Regions from separate parts of the Homo sapiens genome. Here region 1 is linked to region 2. The links are chromatin loops, found by intact Hi-C in ENCODE. Cell type or tissue: heart right ventricle. All regions are shown on one strand.

What was found. Peaks named below come from ENCODE experiments on the same cell type or tissue, not always from the same donor. Only the 100,000 strongest peaks of a DNase experiment are listed, where the experiment ranks them.
Region 1: a loop joins it to region 2, with 4 times the contacts of the local background. A loop is called at or near these places in 2 of 110 quality-filtered maps.

The regions. Positions count from the first base shown.
Region 1 is chr11:97,220,622-97,228,621 of GRCh38, forward strand. It overlaps LINC02553 (long intergenic non-protein coding RNA 2553), which reads right to left. Exons shown (of 2, transcript XR_007062858.1): 2 at 2,022-2,399. Among named protein-coding and RNA genes, the nearest start is that of LINC02553, 35 kb to the right of the region's middle. In heart right ventricle, no CTCF peak of the experiment used is centred here; no DNase peak of the experiment used is centred here.
Region 2 is chr11:96,859,766-96,867,765 of GRCh38, forward strand. No RefSeq gene overlaps it. Among named protein-coding and RNA genes, the nearest start is that of LINC02737, 360 kb to the left of the region's middle. In heart right ventricle, no CTCF peak of the experiment used is centred here; a DNase peak (open chromatin) is centred at 4,006; H3K27ac peaks cover 613 bases.

The DNA.
Region 1 (8,000 bases), 360 kb after region 2:
ATTTCTATAACAGACTTGCATAGGCAACAGAAAGTATAGAAGTTAGTAGAGACACTTACTCTGAAGATAAATTAGTTAAAAATCCCACCTCTACCTTTTGTTATGCAGTTTAACTTGGGGATGATAATAAGATCTCTTTGTTTTCTTTTTGTTTGTTTTGTTTTTATTTTATTATTATTATACTTTAAGTTTTAGGGTACATGTGTTTTAATTGAGGATAGGTAGATGATAATCATAGTACTCAACATATAAGTTTGCTGTGAGCAGTAAACAAGTTAACATATAAAAGAGTAGTCTCAGTGATCGTTCCAGCTATCTAAGACAGTAACACTTACGAGTTCTCTATGTTCCACAGCCAGTTTTGGCTACATTGTAACTATATCATGGCTTTAATCTCTGAGAAATGGTTTACATAGTTCTCAGATTTCATATTAACCCTGCACACCAATTTTTTTTTGTAACTGAATGATATTGCTTATCCAGATACCTGTGATCTCTTGACCTATAATTTATACGCCAGCATTTCATATTCTAACTAGAGATGTCAAATCAATTTTCACCCATATGCTAACTCTTAGCAATTGGTAATGGCTGCCTGGAACTGAGCATTGAGAGGAATTTTGAGGCTCAGGAAAAAAAGGTTTACATACATACTACTGATTTCTACTTCAGCCACAGGAGAATGAGTAAGAGCATATTTTCCATCCCTGATGTACTGAATTCACGTCCTTTCTATTTTACACAATATAAATTATTACAGCTTTAAGACTTCCACAATTAAACATATACAAGTGATTACTAAGTGCTTTGCTAGAAAAAATAGGCAATGCAGGAGATGGTATGTGCAGGAAGCAGAGTGTTTGGAGTGTGATAACTAGTGTTCATATCTTCCTCAGTGTAGAAAGTTCTTGTAACACAAACTGGCAAACTATAAGTTCTGTGTCCTTATTAGAGGTTTTTTTTTTTTTTTAGCAAATCATAAATTTAATATTTAAGAGAAAATAGAGTCAACCTAGAACTATCTTGTTAATTTGTCGAGTTCTACAATGTTAACATCCCCAAGGAGTGCAGTGATTATTAAATAACCATTAAGTTGAAAATAAAAAATGTCATTTTAGTCTCATTTGCTTAATTTATGATCAAAATAGTAAAGTTTTATTATTTAAATCCGCATTAAGCTTTGAAGTAATTCAGATATGCTATATAAAATTTTATTGTGTGAAATGCTATATAATTGTTAGGGTTTGGAAAGTAAAAGTATGTACCGTGAAAGCATAGTGAGTGTACATAAGTAGGGATGTTACTTTTGTTGTCTTTTGTTTCTTTTCCCATAACTTTATTGTCTACATGTACGTTAAATTGTAAATATTAAAACATTTTTATATTTGTAACTTATTGTATATTATGGCCTCTTAGAAATGATATATTTTAAAAAGTCTCTTTAAGGTTTCTATAGCTATGATGTTTTGACCTCTGACTTTGCAGTAATGATATTGTGGTTTCTTTATTGATACTTACTTTGTGCCTTCTTTCCCTTTTCAGATTTTATTGGACTTTTTTTATTTCCTGATTTCTTGTTTACCTTTTATTCATTTGAATTTTGCTTGTTTCTTCAGTGGCATCATATATACCTCTTCATTTTTATTTTTAATATTCCTAATCATCTATTTCCAGATATGTTTCTAATAAGTATCAATCATTCTTATTTGTGATACTTCTTTCTTTTAATTTTTTCCTTATACCAATCTCTATTTCTGGTATCAACCAGACAGCAGCTAGTTTATTTTCTCAAGACTCCTGTGGTTTTCTTCCATATCATCACCATGGATTAATTTTAGTAAAGTGGTTTTAAATCTAGTATCTGTTATTTCTTCAGGCTTTATGTGCTAGCAGGATCATATTGACTATAAAGAATGGGCATTGCCTTTTAGGGATAAGCCTTGAATCTTTATTACTGCAAATGGATGCCTTGATACAGAATGTAAAACTTATGGGGTTATCTCAAAAGAAATACAACAGTCTCCTTAAATTGTAGTTTATTTGTTCAAATCTCTACTAAACAAAAGTATTCTTTTGAGGATTTTGATCATTGCATGTCACTCGAGACATTATTTGTTATTTGTATGTAATTTTGGCAATACATTTATTTACAAATAAAAACATGGACTTATATCTGTTTCATTCTTTTTTTTCAACTATTCACTCAGAGGTTAATGAAATCCTCTGAAAATATTTACTTAAGTACATGCTTAGTTGATAGACCACTTGTGAAAAGTCATTGGTATTCCATTTTGTAAATGATAATATCCTTTAAAAGTACCATGAAAGACCAGAGCAAAGGCTTCTAATATATTTCATGCAGGGCAAGATGATATGAAGGTTCTTTATGGAGGTCATACCTAAGGAAAATCACAGAGAATAATAGGAATTAGCCAGCTAAATAACGAGTAGGGAGAGGAAAGCATTTCAGAAAGACACATAAGCAAAGGTACTTGGTGGTGCCTATGGGTGTGGTGGTGGTAGTGGTGATGGTTTGGTGATGAGGACTATGAGTGGATAAGTAACTAAAAATGCTGGATTGATTGAATTTGGTGTATTGGTATGTATTGAGAGGTGGGCAGAGGAGGAGAACACGTATCTGTATTAAGGTTTTCAGAAGAAGGTAAATGAAAAGTTTAGTTCTAACATTACACTTTCCATAGTGTGTATTTAACAATAATTAATATTTATCTTGTATGTTACTGTTTGCCAGTGATCCCACTTGCATGAACCTGTTTACTACTGAGGAGAATCCTATGAGGCTGGGTCTAATATAGTTCGCATTTTGCCAGGACGACATTTATCAAGATCAGTTAACTGAAGTCACAGAATTTGTAGGAAAGAAAAGAGGGATTCATAAGGAGCAAATCTACTTCAAAGCCATCTCTGCCTCTGCCTACGTCAACAGCTGAACCTATATCAATGTCTGTACTTATATTCTTAGAATTTATACTAAAATAATGCTTCTTACACTGAGCAAGCATATGTCTTCCATAATGTAATCTGTAAGAGAAGATTGAAACTGCTTTTTTGAGTACGCTAGTTACTTGAGAGTGATCTTGAGCCCTTGGGTGGGAATAGCCAAGACAGGGAATTGATGGAATCATGCAGTTCTAAACATCTCAATTGGTGATGGAAACCAGATGCGCATTTCCTACTGGATCAGTGGCCACATCTTTTATTCAAGCAGCACATTAATAAGATGAAGGATGGGAGAGAAAGTCAGTACTCGCTGATTACATGTCCCTGAAAAACATAACATCCACAAGAATGGTTCAGTAAGCTGGCCTGGAAATGCCCTGCTCAGAGTAGTTTTAAAAATAATTTATAATATATGCATCTTCCTCTGTATTTGTACACAGTTTCATTTAAAGTCCATCCATTCATGTTGAATTATACTTTGAAGCCAGGTGATTTACTCCTGAAGCCAGTTGCCATGTAAAGAATAACTAATTTTAAAAAATAAACTCAGTAAAGTCCCTAACTGCACATGTGTATAGTTTGTAAATTCTACATGTAAAATTCTAGATACTAATACCACCTACACTCCACTAGTCAGAGGAATACTGTATGAGTGTATTCATTCTTTCCTTGTTTCTTTAAATCTTTTCCTTTGATCTAAAATCATTTGTCTGACAAGTCTCCACTGTTGATTCAGAGAAGACAGCATCAGGGTATGTTTTGCCTAGAGCTCTGCCTGTTCAAGATTATAAACATTCACGAGATAGTATCTTGAATTTCAAACAACAGGAGAAGCGGAAGATTGTGTATAAATTATACATATATACGGCTTGGTTTCTATCTCTGGAATACTAACCTATATAAATATGCAGCAATGAGTGATGCTAGAAATGTACCTGTCATAAAATGGGAGACAAATGCTTTCACATCTGTCATGGAAAGAGACATCTTATCAAGTGTCTCAATAACAATCTGGAGGAACACCAGAAAGTGATTTTGGCAGGGCTGAAATCCTATATCAACAGAGGCAGCCAGTGACATGAAACAGAAGTTCAAGCGTGACAGAAAAGTGGAACATACCTTGGGAGGCTTTTTTTGAAGTAATGTCGATAGTTAGACAAATTAGGGGTAATGATGGAAAGCTCTTCCCATGCCTGAAGGATAACTGAATTAAAGAGTCATAGACATTAGATGGAAAAGAGCTCCATTAAGGTCATCTCATTCATTGCCTGCCAGGAGAGGATTGTTCCCTAGAGCATATTCTATAGTACAATGGAATAATGTTTGAAAAAAAGAGACTAAAAAGTTTTGTTTTAGCCTAGGTAACCACTGCAAATCAGAAGCCCTCAAACCGCTCATCCTGTCTTCTACCCTAGTTAGCAAATTAAAGTGATTAATAGATCTGGAGACTTCAGGTGTAGATAACAAGACACTGTCTGTATCAAAGTCAAAGGGAAAAGGCATTGATTTAGTGAAAAGGTCTCAACAGGAATGGCATGAAAAACAGAAAAGTTACACACAAAGGAGCCCTTTCCCTAGGTGGAACCGAGGGTTCAGACGCCTGTAAGAGCTTACCCTTAGTATTATTTAAGCCACAGTTTGCAGGTCTCTGAAGTTTTGAAACCTTTAGCACAGCATTTTAGATAGAAGAAATTCTTTATTCTCTTACTTGGATACTGTGAGCCTATAATGAAAAGATCTCCTAAAGGTGTCCAGAACATTAAGACTTGAATAACTGAATGTGGGTCTCATAAAGGGCAATTGCTATGTCCTGATTCAATGCAGAGTATCCTGAGATCAGTGGTTAGGACTGAAATGAAAAGGGCAAAGTACAATGAAATGGGCCAGGGAGTGACATTCAGGAGTACAAGACCTGGCTCTAGCCTCAGTTTGCTTCTCCCAGGCTTTGTTTCCACATTTTCTCATTTTCATAATCTTTCCTTCATAGCTATTCGCATTGTAAGCCACAGAATCTCGAAAGCCAGATTCTTTCTCTAAAAAAAAGGCACATGATAAGAGGAGGGAGCAATGGAAAGTCTTTTCTTACTGAGATTTTTCAAGTCTCACTAGTTATGAATGTGTTTTGTACTTCAGGCTGTGTGTGAGAATGTGAGCCAGCACAACGTACATTAACTAGGTAATTGCACATCTCTCATCCTCAGTGAGCCAACTGGTTCTCAGGTTGTTAGAAAAGAGCAAAAGAGGGCATGATATGGAATGTTTCAGGATGCGATCTGGTAAATCTCTGTTCCAAAGGATCAGTTTACGGTAGACAGTTTTGTGTGGAGCATAGTTCTGCCTAGGCCCTTGCGGAGCATGAACTGGCTGTAGGGAAATGATGAGTGCATGTCCCTCAGTGAGAGATAGTAATCTCCACACATATTATGGTATTGCTGTTACGCTTCTCTTTGCATCAGATGACCAGATCTCACATCCCAGACTGTCACTGACTCACTGAGGAAAGTCACTCTCAGCTTTAGTTTCCCCTCCAGAAATGGAGATAATTACTAAAACGGCTGTGTATTTCCTCACTGTTTATAAATTTTATAAGCCATAAAATGCTATATTTAAACTTATTTTATTTGGAATTATTGTAAATTATGTGCCCCAGCTCATTTCCAATATTTTTGCTAGCAAAAGAGCTACTTTTTCTCTTTGTCAATCTGTTAATCCGGTCATGAATCAACTGTACTTCATTTACCCTGTGTTTATGTTGTGCTCAAAATAGTGCTAAGCATGGTATGTTGAACTTCAGTTTAAAACGTCCCTTACTTTTATATTCTCTGTAAAAACAGTGGACTACATATTTTCCTTTTGTAGGAATGTTTTATTTTTTATTTTAAGTTCTGGGATACATGTGCAGAGCGTGCAGGTTTGTTACATAGGTATACATGTGCCATAGTGGTTTGGTGCACCTATCAACCCGTCATCTAGGTTTTAAGCCCCACATGCATTAGGTATTTGTCCAAATGCTCTCCCTGTCCTTGTCCCTCACCCCCTGACGGGCCCCAGTGTGTGATGTTCCCCTCCCTGTGTCCATACGTTCTCATTGTTCCTTCATCTCTATATTTTGTGGAATTGAGCTAATTTTTGTTGATTATAGTTTCAGGGGTACATATTCAGGTTTGATACATGGGTATACTGAGTAATGGTAGGGTTTGGGCTTCTAGTAAACACATTGCCCAAATAGTGAACTTAGTACCCAACACATAGTTTTTCAATCCTTTGTCCTCTCCCTGCTTCCCTGCCTCCACATTTTTGAGTCCGCATTGTCTATTGTTTCTATCTTTATATCCATGGGTACTCATTGTTGAGCTCCCACTTGTAAGTGAGAATATGCAGTGCTTGATTTTCTGTTTGTGTTATTTCACTTAAGATAATGATATCTAGCTGCATTCGTTTGGTTGTAAATAATGTGATTTCGTTTCTTTTAATGGTTGCATGCTATTCCATTTATGTGTGTGTGTGTGTGTGTGTGTGTGTGTAGACACACATTTTCTTTAATCCACCGTTGGAGGCTTAGGTTGTTTCCATGATTTTTGTATTATAAATAGTGCTATGATAAACATCATAGGTGCAGATGACTTTTTGAAAGAATGCTTTTATATTTTTTCCTTTGGGTGATACCCAGTAGTAGGATTGCTGTGTCGAATGGTAGTTACATTTTTAGTTTTGTGAGAAATCTCTGTGCTGTTTTCCATAGGGGTTGAACTAATTTACATTCCCTCCAGCAGTGTATAAGCATTCCCTTTTCTCATTTTTGCCATCTGTTGGTACTTTCCTTTGTTTTTTTTTTTTTAAAGTAGCCATTCTGAAAGGTGTGAAATATATGATTGTGATTTCAATTTGTATTTATTTGATTAATGATATTAAGCATTGTTTGTTGGCTGCTTGAATGTCGTCTTTTTTTAATTTTACCTCTTCTTTTTTTTATTATACTTTAAGTTCTAGGGTACATGTGCACAACGTGCAGGTTTGTTACATATGTATACATGCACCATGTTGGTGTGCTGCACCCATTAACTCGTCATTTACATTAGGTATATCTCCTAATGCTATCTCTCCCTGCTCCCCCCACCCCATGACAGGCCCCAGTGTGTGAAGTTCCCCTTCGTCTTTTGAGAAGTATCCATTCATGTCTGTTGGCCACTTTTTAATTGTCCATTGACCAGTTTGTTTTATTCTTGTCGAATTAAGTTCCTTATAGATTCTGGGTATTAGACCTTTGTCAGATGCAAAGTTTGCAATTATTTTCTCCCATTCTGCGTGGTTGCCTGTTTACTCTGTTTCTTTCACTATGCACAAGCTCTGTAGTTTAGTTAACTCACATTTGTCTAATTTTGTTTCTGTTGCATTTGCTTTTGAAGTTTTAATCATAAATTTTCTTTCTAGGCCAATGTCCAGAAGAGTTTTTCCTAGGTTTTCTTCTATGATTTGTAAAGTGTCGGGTCTTAACTTGAAGTCTTGAATCTATCTTGAGTTAATTTTTGTATAAGGTGAGAGGTAGGGGTCCAGTTTCATTTTTCTTCATATGGCTATCCAGTTTTCTCAATACCACTTATTAAATATGATGTCCTTTCCCCATTGTTTATTTTTGTTGAGAATTGTACTATTTCTGAGAAATGTAATGAACCTTCTCTTTGAAGCCTTGTGATGCATATCTTTGGACTCTCCCTTCTCCTTTAAAAAGACACTCATTTTGCTCCTTAATTTTAGAAGGACATTTGACTATCTCTATGTGTCATAATTCTATTAATCCAAGTTAAAATTATCTCATGAAGCTTTATTAGATGAATTTGCAATAAGAACTTAGAATATAAAGTCAGAAGACATAAGTTTGAATATCAAGCTGGGTCTCATTGACAGTACAAATTTGGGCAAGCTGCTTCGACTTTCAAAACCTTTCTCTTTTAGGAAAATGAGAGTGACAGTAGCAACTACATCATGGACAACATGAGATAATGTATTTTAAAGTATTGTGCAAAGAGTTGGTTGCCAAA
Region 2 (8,000 bases):
CAGTTTTCAGGGTCAATGCTTTCAGCTTTAGCCCATTCAGTATGATATTGGCTGAGGGCTTATCATAGATGACTCTTATTATTTTGAGGTGTTTTCTTTCAATACCCATTTTATTGAGAGTTCTTAACATGAAGCAGTGTTTTCATTGAAAGGCTTTTCTGCATCTATTGAAATAATCAGGTGGTTTTGTCTTTAGTTCTGTTTCAGTAATGACTCAATTTATTGATTTGAGTATGTTGAACTAACCCTGCAGCCCACGGATGATAAGCCCATTTGTTCATTGTAGATAAGCTTTTTGATGTGCTGTCGGATTTGATTTGCCAGTATCTTGTTGAGGATTTTTGCACTGATGTTCATCAAGAATATTGGCCTGAAGTATTTTTTTGTTGTTGTTGTGTCTCTGCCAGGTTTTGATATCAGGATGATGCTGGCCTCATAGAATGAGTTAGGGATGACTCCCTCTTCCTCATTTTTTTTGGAATTGTTTCAGCAGCAAGGGTACCAGCTTTTCTTTGTATATCTGGTAGAATTCAGCTATTAATCTGTCTGATCCTAGCCTTTTTTTGGTTGATAGGCTATTTATTACCACCTCAATTTCAGAACTCATTATTGGTCTGTTCAGGGATTTAGTTTCTTCCTGGTTTAGTCTTGGGAGGGTGTATGTGTCCAGGAATTTATCCTTTTTTCCCCCAGATTTTCTATTTTATGTGCATAGAAATGATTATAATATTTCCTGATGGTTATTTGTATTTATATGAGGTCAGTGGTAATATCCCTCTTGTCATTTCTGATTGCTTTTATTTGAATCTTCTCTCTTTTCTTCTTTATTAGTCTAGATAGCTATTTTATCAATTGTTTCTTAAAAGAACAACTTCTGGATTTACTGATTTTTTTAATGGTTTTCCATATCTCAATCTGTTTCAGTTCAGCTTTGATTTTGGTTATTTTTTGTCTTCTGCTAGCTTTGGGGTTGGTTTGCTCTTGGTTCTCTAGTTCTTTCGGTTGTGATGTTGGCTTGTTAACTTGAGATATTTCTAGCTTTTTGATGTGGGCATTTTAGTACTACAAAACTGCCTCTTAACACTGCCTTAGCTGTGTCGCAGAGATTCTGGTATGTTCTATCTTTGTTCTCATTAGTTTCAAGGAACTTCTTGGTTTTTACCTTAATTTATTTATTTACCAAAAAGTCATTCAGGAGCAGGTTATTGAATTTTCAATTAATTGTATGATTTTAAGTATATTTTTAAGTCTTAATTTCTAATTTGATGGTACTATGGTCTGAGAGATTGTTATGATTTCAGTTCTTTTGCGTTTGCTAAGAAGTGTTTTACTTCCAATCATATGATAAATTTTAGAGTGTGTGCCACGTGCAGATGAAGAAAATATATATATTCTGTTGTTTTTGGTTGGAGAGTTCTGTAGATGTCTATCAGGTCCATTTGATCCAGTGCTGAGTTCAGGTCCTGAATATCTTTGTTAATTTTCTGTTTCAGTGATCTGTCTAATACTATCAGGGGGGTGTTAAAGTCTTCCACTATTATTGTATGGGAGTTAAAGTCTTTTTGAAGGTTTCTAAGAACTTGCTTTATGAATCTGGGTATTCCTGTGTTGGGTGCATATATATTTAGGACAGTTAGACCTTCTTGTTGAATTGAGCTCTTTACCCTTCTGTATTGCCCTTCTTTGTCTTTTTTGATCTTTGTTGTTTTAAAGTCTGTTTTGTCTGAAACTAGGATTACAACCCTTACTTTTTTTTCTGTTTCCCATTTGCTTGGTGGGCTTTTCACCATCTTTTATTTGAAGCTATATGTGTGTCACTGCATGTTAGATGGGTCTCTTGAAGACAGCATTCCAATGGGTCTTAGTTTGTTATCCAGCTTGCCACTCTGTGTCTTTGAATTGGGACATTTAGCCCATTTATATTCAAGGTTAGTATTGGTATGTGATATGGTTTAGCTGTGTCTCCACTCAAATCTCATTCTTGAATTCCAACATGTTGTGGGACAGACCTGGTGGGAGGTAATTGAATCATGGGGGCAGGTCTTTCCCATGCTCTTCTTGTAATAGTGAATAAGTCTCACAAGATCTAATGGTTCTATAAGGGAAAGTTTCCTTGCACAAGCTCTTTCTTTGCCTGCTGCCATCCATGTAAGACGTGACTTGCTCCTCCTTGCCTTCCACCATGATTGTGAGCCTTCCCCAGCCACCTGAAACTGTAAGTCCAATAAAACCTTTCTTTTGTAAATTGCCCGGTCTTGGGTATATCTTTATCAGCAGCATGAAAACGGACTAATAAAATATGTGTAAATTTGATCCTGTCATCATGATGTTGGCTGGTTATTTTGCAGACTTATTTATGTGGTTGCTTTATTGTGTCACTGATCTGTGTGCTTCAGTGTGTTTTTGTAGTGGCTGGGAATGGTCTTCCCTTGTTATATTTAGTGCTTCACTCAGGATTTTTTGTAAGGCAAGCCTAGTGGTAATGAATTCCCTCAGCATTTGCTTGTCTGAAAGGATCTTATTTCTCCTTTGCTCATGAAGCTTAGTTTGGCCAGATATGAAATTATGGGGCAGAATATCTTTTCTTTAAGAACATTGACTATAAGACTCCAATCTTTTCTGGCTTGTAGGGTTTATGCTGAGAGGTCTGCTGTTAGTTTGATGGTCTTCCCTTTGTAGGTGACCTGTCCTTTCTCTAGCTGAGTTTAACATTTTTAAATTTTATTTTGACCTTCAAGAATCTAGTGATTATGTGTCTTGGGAATGTGCTTCTTGAGGAATATCTTACTGGGGTTCTCTGCTGTTCCTGAATTTGAATGTTAGCCTGTCTCGCTAGGTTGGGGAAGTTCTCACGGATGATATCCTGAAATGTTTTCCATGTTGGTTCCATTCTCCCATCTCTTTCAGGAACATCAGTGAGTCATAGATTTTATTTCTATATAATCCCACATTTCTTGAGGTTTTTCTTCATTCCTTTTTATTCTTTTTTCTCTATTCATGTTTGAATTTCCTATTTCAGAAAGCCAGTCTTGATGCTCTGAGATTCTTTTCTTCACTTGGTCTATTCTGCTATTAATACTTGTAATTGCATTATGAAATTCTTGTAGTGTGTCTTTCAGCTCTATCAGTTTGGTTACATTCTTTCTATACTGGCCATTTTGTTTGTCACCTCCTCCATTGTTTTATCATGATTTTTAACTTGTTTGGATTGGGTTTCAATGTAGTTCTGTAGCTCAATGATCTTTGTTTCTGTTCATATTCTGAATTATATTTGTTTAATTTTAGCCATCTCAGCCCAGTTCAGAAGTCTTGCTGGAGAGGTGATGTAGTCATTTGGAGAAAAAAAAAAGGCATTCTGGCTTTTTGAGTTGTTAGGGTTCTTGTGCTCATTCTTTCTCATCTTTGTGGGCTTATCTTTCTTCAATTTTTGAGGTTGCTGACCTTTGTATGTTTCTTCCTTCATCCTATTTGATGACCTTGGGGGTTTGAGTGTAGTATAAGGTAGATTCAGACAACTGACTTCATTTCTGGAAGATTTTGGGGTGCCCACACTCAGCTGCCAACTCTTCCTGGACTGTATGCCCTAACTCTAGGGGACTTGTATTGGGCCTTGACATTGTTCTCTGGCTCTTTGAGGTTAGAAATCCACTGCACTGTGGGGGCTGACATGCTCCCAGATTATGGGTTACTACTCTCTGATAGGTGGTGTCAGCAAACACGTTTTGTAATGCAGTGACAGTGGGATCTGTCTTTGTTCACATGTGCCGGCAGCAGCAATAGTGGCAGCTGTGGCAGGTGGTAGCAGGTGCCAGGGTGCCTGTAGTGTTCGGGACTGACAGTTCCCCTTTGGCTAGTCTCTTATGGGAGCAAGTCAGGTCTAGGGGCATGGCCATTCCTGGCTGTGCTCTCCTACAGATGCTTCTGCACCAAACCCTCTGGGCTCCATATCAGCTGTCTTCCTGCTGCTACCACTTCTCTATGCAGCTCTCCCTGCCAACTGGAGGTCTGCCAGGGTTCCAGAGGCCTGTGGCAAGAGCAGGTTGCTCATTGCCAGTTCAACTCATTTGTTCTCCCAGAGGCATTTGGGGCCAGGAATCAGTCCAGGTGCACTGTAGCCTTGTGTAGGGTTCCCAGTGTTCTCCGCCTTTAGCTCAGCTTCTGCGTCATCTCTCCATCCACTTTCAATGCCTTCTTTCTGAAAATCTGTTAGGAGCATGCCAGTCATCTTGGTCCCTTGATGGGAGCTGTTCCACCTGGCTGCATATAGTTAGCCATCTTGCCCTCACTTCCAGTATTTTCCCTATGATGTAAAAATGAGTTTGTTGAGCTTCCTAGAGGAAGCTCAGTATATAATGTATAGTATATAATGTTTTATATACTAATTTGTTGGGCTTCCTAAATATATAGATTAATGTTTTTCAATAGATTGGGAATGTTTTCATTGTTTAAAAAATTTTTTTTTACATTTTCTTTTCTCTGTTTCTTCTCTTTTTGGTATTCCTATTACATGTATGTTGGTATGCTTCCTGGTGTCCTGTATTTTTCTGAGGTTACATTCATTTTTCTTTATTTTTTGCCCTCTGTTCTTCAGATTGCATAATCTCTATTGATTTATCCTCAAGTTTGCTAATTCTTTCTGCCAGTTCTAATCTCTAGTAGAATTTTCATTTAAATTATTCTACTTTTTAATTCCAGAATTTCCATTCGGTTCTTTTTTATAATTTACATCTCTTTATGGATATTTACTATTTGGTGCAATATTATTATTATAATTTTCTTAATTTATTTAATTATGGTTTGTTCTTTCAACATATTTATAATGGCTTCTTTGAATTTTTATGTCTCTTAAATCTAACATCTCTGCACTCTAATAGGCAATATATATAGCAAGCTTTTATTCCCCCTTTGCGTTTGGGTCATACGTTCCTGTTTTGCTGCAGGTCTTGTAATTTTTGCTGGAAACTGGTTATTTTATTTTTTATGGGTACATAGTAGATTTATATATTTATAGGGTACATGACATATTTAGATACAGATGTACAATGAGTAATCACATCTGGATAAATGGAGTATCCATTGCCTCAAGCATTTATCATTTCTTTGTGTTATAAACATTCAAATTTTAAGTTTTTAGTTATTTAAAAGGTATATTAAATTATTGTTCACTGTAGTCACCATGTTATGCTATTAAATACTACATCTTATTCACTCTATGTAACTATATTTTTGTACCCATTGACCATTCTCATGGAAACTGGATTTTTTTAAAGCAGCTCTCGGTACTGGTACTATACTTCTCCTTGCCCCTCATCTTATACTTGCTGTTTTCTTGTTTACCTGTTTAGTAACTGGCTTGATTATTTTTGTAAAGTCTATTTCTGTCCTGCAGTATGAAGCCTCTGATGTGCTTCTCAGGGTGTACAGCCTTGGGTATGTCCACAGTCACTCAAAGGTGACAGTGTTTTTTTGGCAAGTGTCTTTTTGACTGTTTTCCAGACAATGCCCAGCTGTTAAACTCCACTTATTGTTGGCTGATGCTCTACTGTTTTTAACAATGTCTAGTTCCATAAATTACGTTACAGATAAATCCAATCAAATTTGGTCTCTTTTGAAGGGATAATTACCTTTGCAGTCAGTTTTTGAGATTTGTTTTGACCCCAAGGTGGATATTCTCAGCTGTGTCTTTTCCCGATTCTCTCCAGTAAACCAGCTGACTTGCAGTTTAACCTATATCTCAGATGAACCTAACAATTTCCTCCCAATTGCCTTTTATCACAATTTGCTCCTTTTATTCACACTCATCCAGAACTTAACCTCCACAACGGGGAGCTTGTGGTAAAACCAGAAATGCTGACATCCTGCTCTTCCTGGCAATCTAACCCTCTGGGAGATGGTGAAAGAGAAAGCAACAAATTTGGCAAAGCAAGAATCACAGGCTCTTCTGCAGGAGAGAGAGAAGAGGTTAGATGCCTCTACCCTTCCTGTCCTGCACAGGCTATTAGGTTAGAAGGTGTTCACCTGGTGTCAGTTAAGGAGACCTTTCCCTATTGAATGCAACGTGGGCAGTCTTTCCTGTACCGTGAGCAAGGATAGAACTCTTAATCCATCTCCTAGGATGATACATGAAAGTCTTCTGTCCTATCTTTTTGTGGTTCAGTAACATTTTGTATTCTGATACTGATCCCATGGGGCTACATGGGAAAAAGCACGTGGGCCCCCTTAAGGAAAATATTGAACTAGAGAACTCAAATTGATGTTCATTATTTTTGAAGTCCTTGTAGGCAAAAAATCCAACTTGTGCACCCAGGTGGTAAATAGAGGAGGTTACCGTCTCCCACTCCTCATTGTTTAATAGCCATTCTAATCTTTCAAGTATTTGAGTTTTAAGAAAGAGAGTGAAGGGGAAAGAAGGCCCTTGCAGGGTCCCCTCCAGAGACCCAGCTGTCAATAATTATTGAAAAGGGGTGTACAATTGAAGGAAGAGGTCAGACAGTAACACATAGAGCATGAATTAAAAGTACCCTTTCAGAGAAATGCAGCATTGAGACCCCAGACTGCTTTCCTCCGACGTCCAGGCGGGGATTATCTTTACTTGTGCTATCAGCCACTTAAGTCTGTATTTTAATTATCCATGAAAATGCTCAATCATTATTGCAGCTTGGAAGTGATATGGAATATAAAGAATTCATTGTATGTCCTGTGACTGGGCCTGTTGATATGGAACTTGGGCCACAATTTAAAGCCATTATCAAATAAAATCTACTCGGAAAACCTGAACAAGACACATATGGTCTTCAGTGATCTGGATAGTGTGGCCTGAGTCAGTGGGATGCACAAGGATGCCTGAGTAAATTCAGAGAAAGTATCAGCTACAGTCAGGATCTAGTGGAATCTTCTTGATTGGATGAGGGGCCCAATGTGATCTATTCATTGGAAACTCCTTGGTCATTGGCTGGAGAGATTTTTTCCCAGGCAGCATTTTTAGCTTTGGCCATGGTCTGGCTGGAGGAAAACCTTTTCCATGCTATGTTGGCATGTTCAGACCACAGAGGCAGTCTATGCATGTAGGCCAGTCTAGGATGGTATCCAAATTTCTCATGGATCCAGAAGGCAATAGGTTGAACATCTGCTTGTTCTGGATTAGGGCACAATTCAGTCTCTGAGTTTAGCTGACAAACATGGTCTGCTCATTGATTATATTCCCCTTTGTCAGTCTGAGAGCCTTTCTGGTGATCATCAACCTTGATAAGAAAACCTTATTAGGAATGGAGCATTTTTTTTTCTAAATGTCTCACCCCTACAGGGAAGCTTGTTTATATGGCACTCAGACCTGCCAGTGGCCTAACCAAATGGCCAAGACATTGGTCACAGCCTGTGAGTCAGTGAAAATGTAGCATATCTCATCAGCTGGGGTGGCCTGGATAGCCATCCACACTACATGAAGTGCTATTCATTGTGCTGAGCATCCTTTACTGCGCTCAGTGAGGGACAGGCCTCTCTCAGATCAGATGGCAGCTATACCCTTTTCCATCCTGGTATAAGTTAACTGGGAAGAGCTCTCAGTGAACAAGGCCTATCAGTGGTCCAGGAGGTTTCTATATCTGTGTTTCCTCTGGGACAGTGGAGGCAGTGGCTCTTTGAGCATATGCCTAGGGGTAGAGGAGCACTCCTGAAGCTTTTTTTTATGGTGTTGCAAGCTTTTTTTATGGTGTTAAAGCACATCCTGGCCAGATTTTACCCACTTCTCTATGTACCAATTCTATTTCACTAGAGATAATTTCTTAGCTTTCTCCACTTGACAATTTGAGGGCTATGTTCAGGCCCAAGGTGTGACTGGGATCTCTAGTTACAAGATTACTTCATGACCATGGGCCATACACTCAGTAACCACCAAGGCACAATGGCAAGCCAATAATAATCTCTTAAAGCGTGCATGCCCTTAAGCTGACTTGGGGAGCCTAGGAGTCCAAAGGCCCAACAAATACCTCTAACCTGTGGTA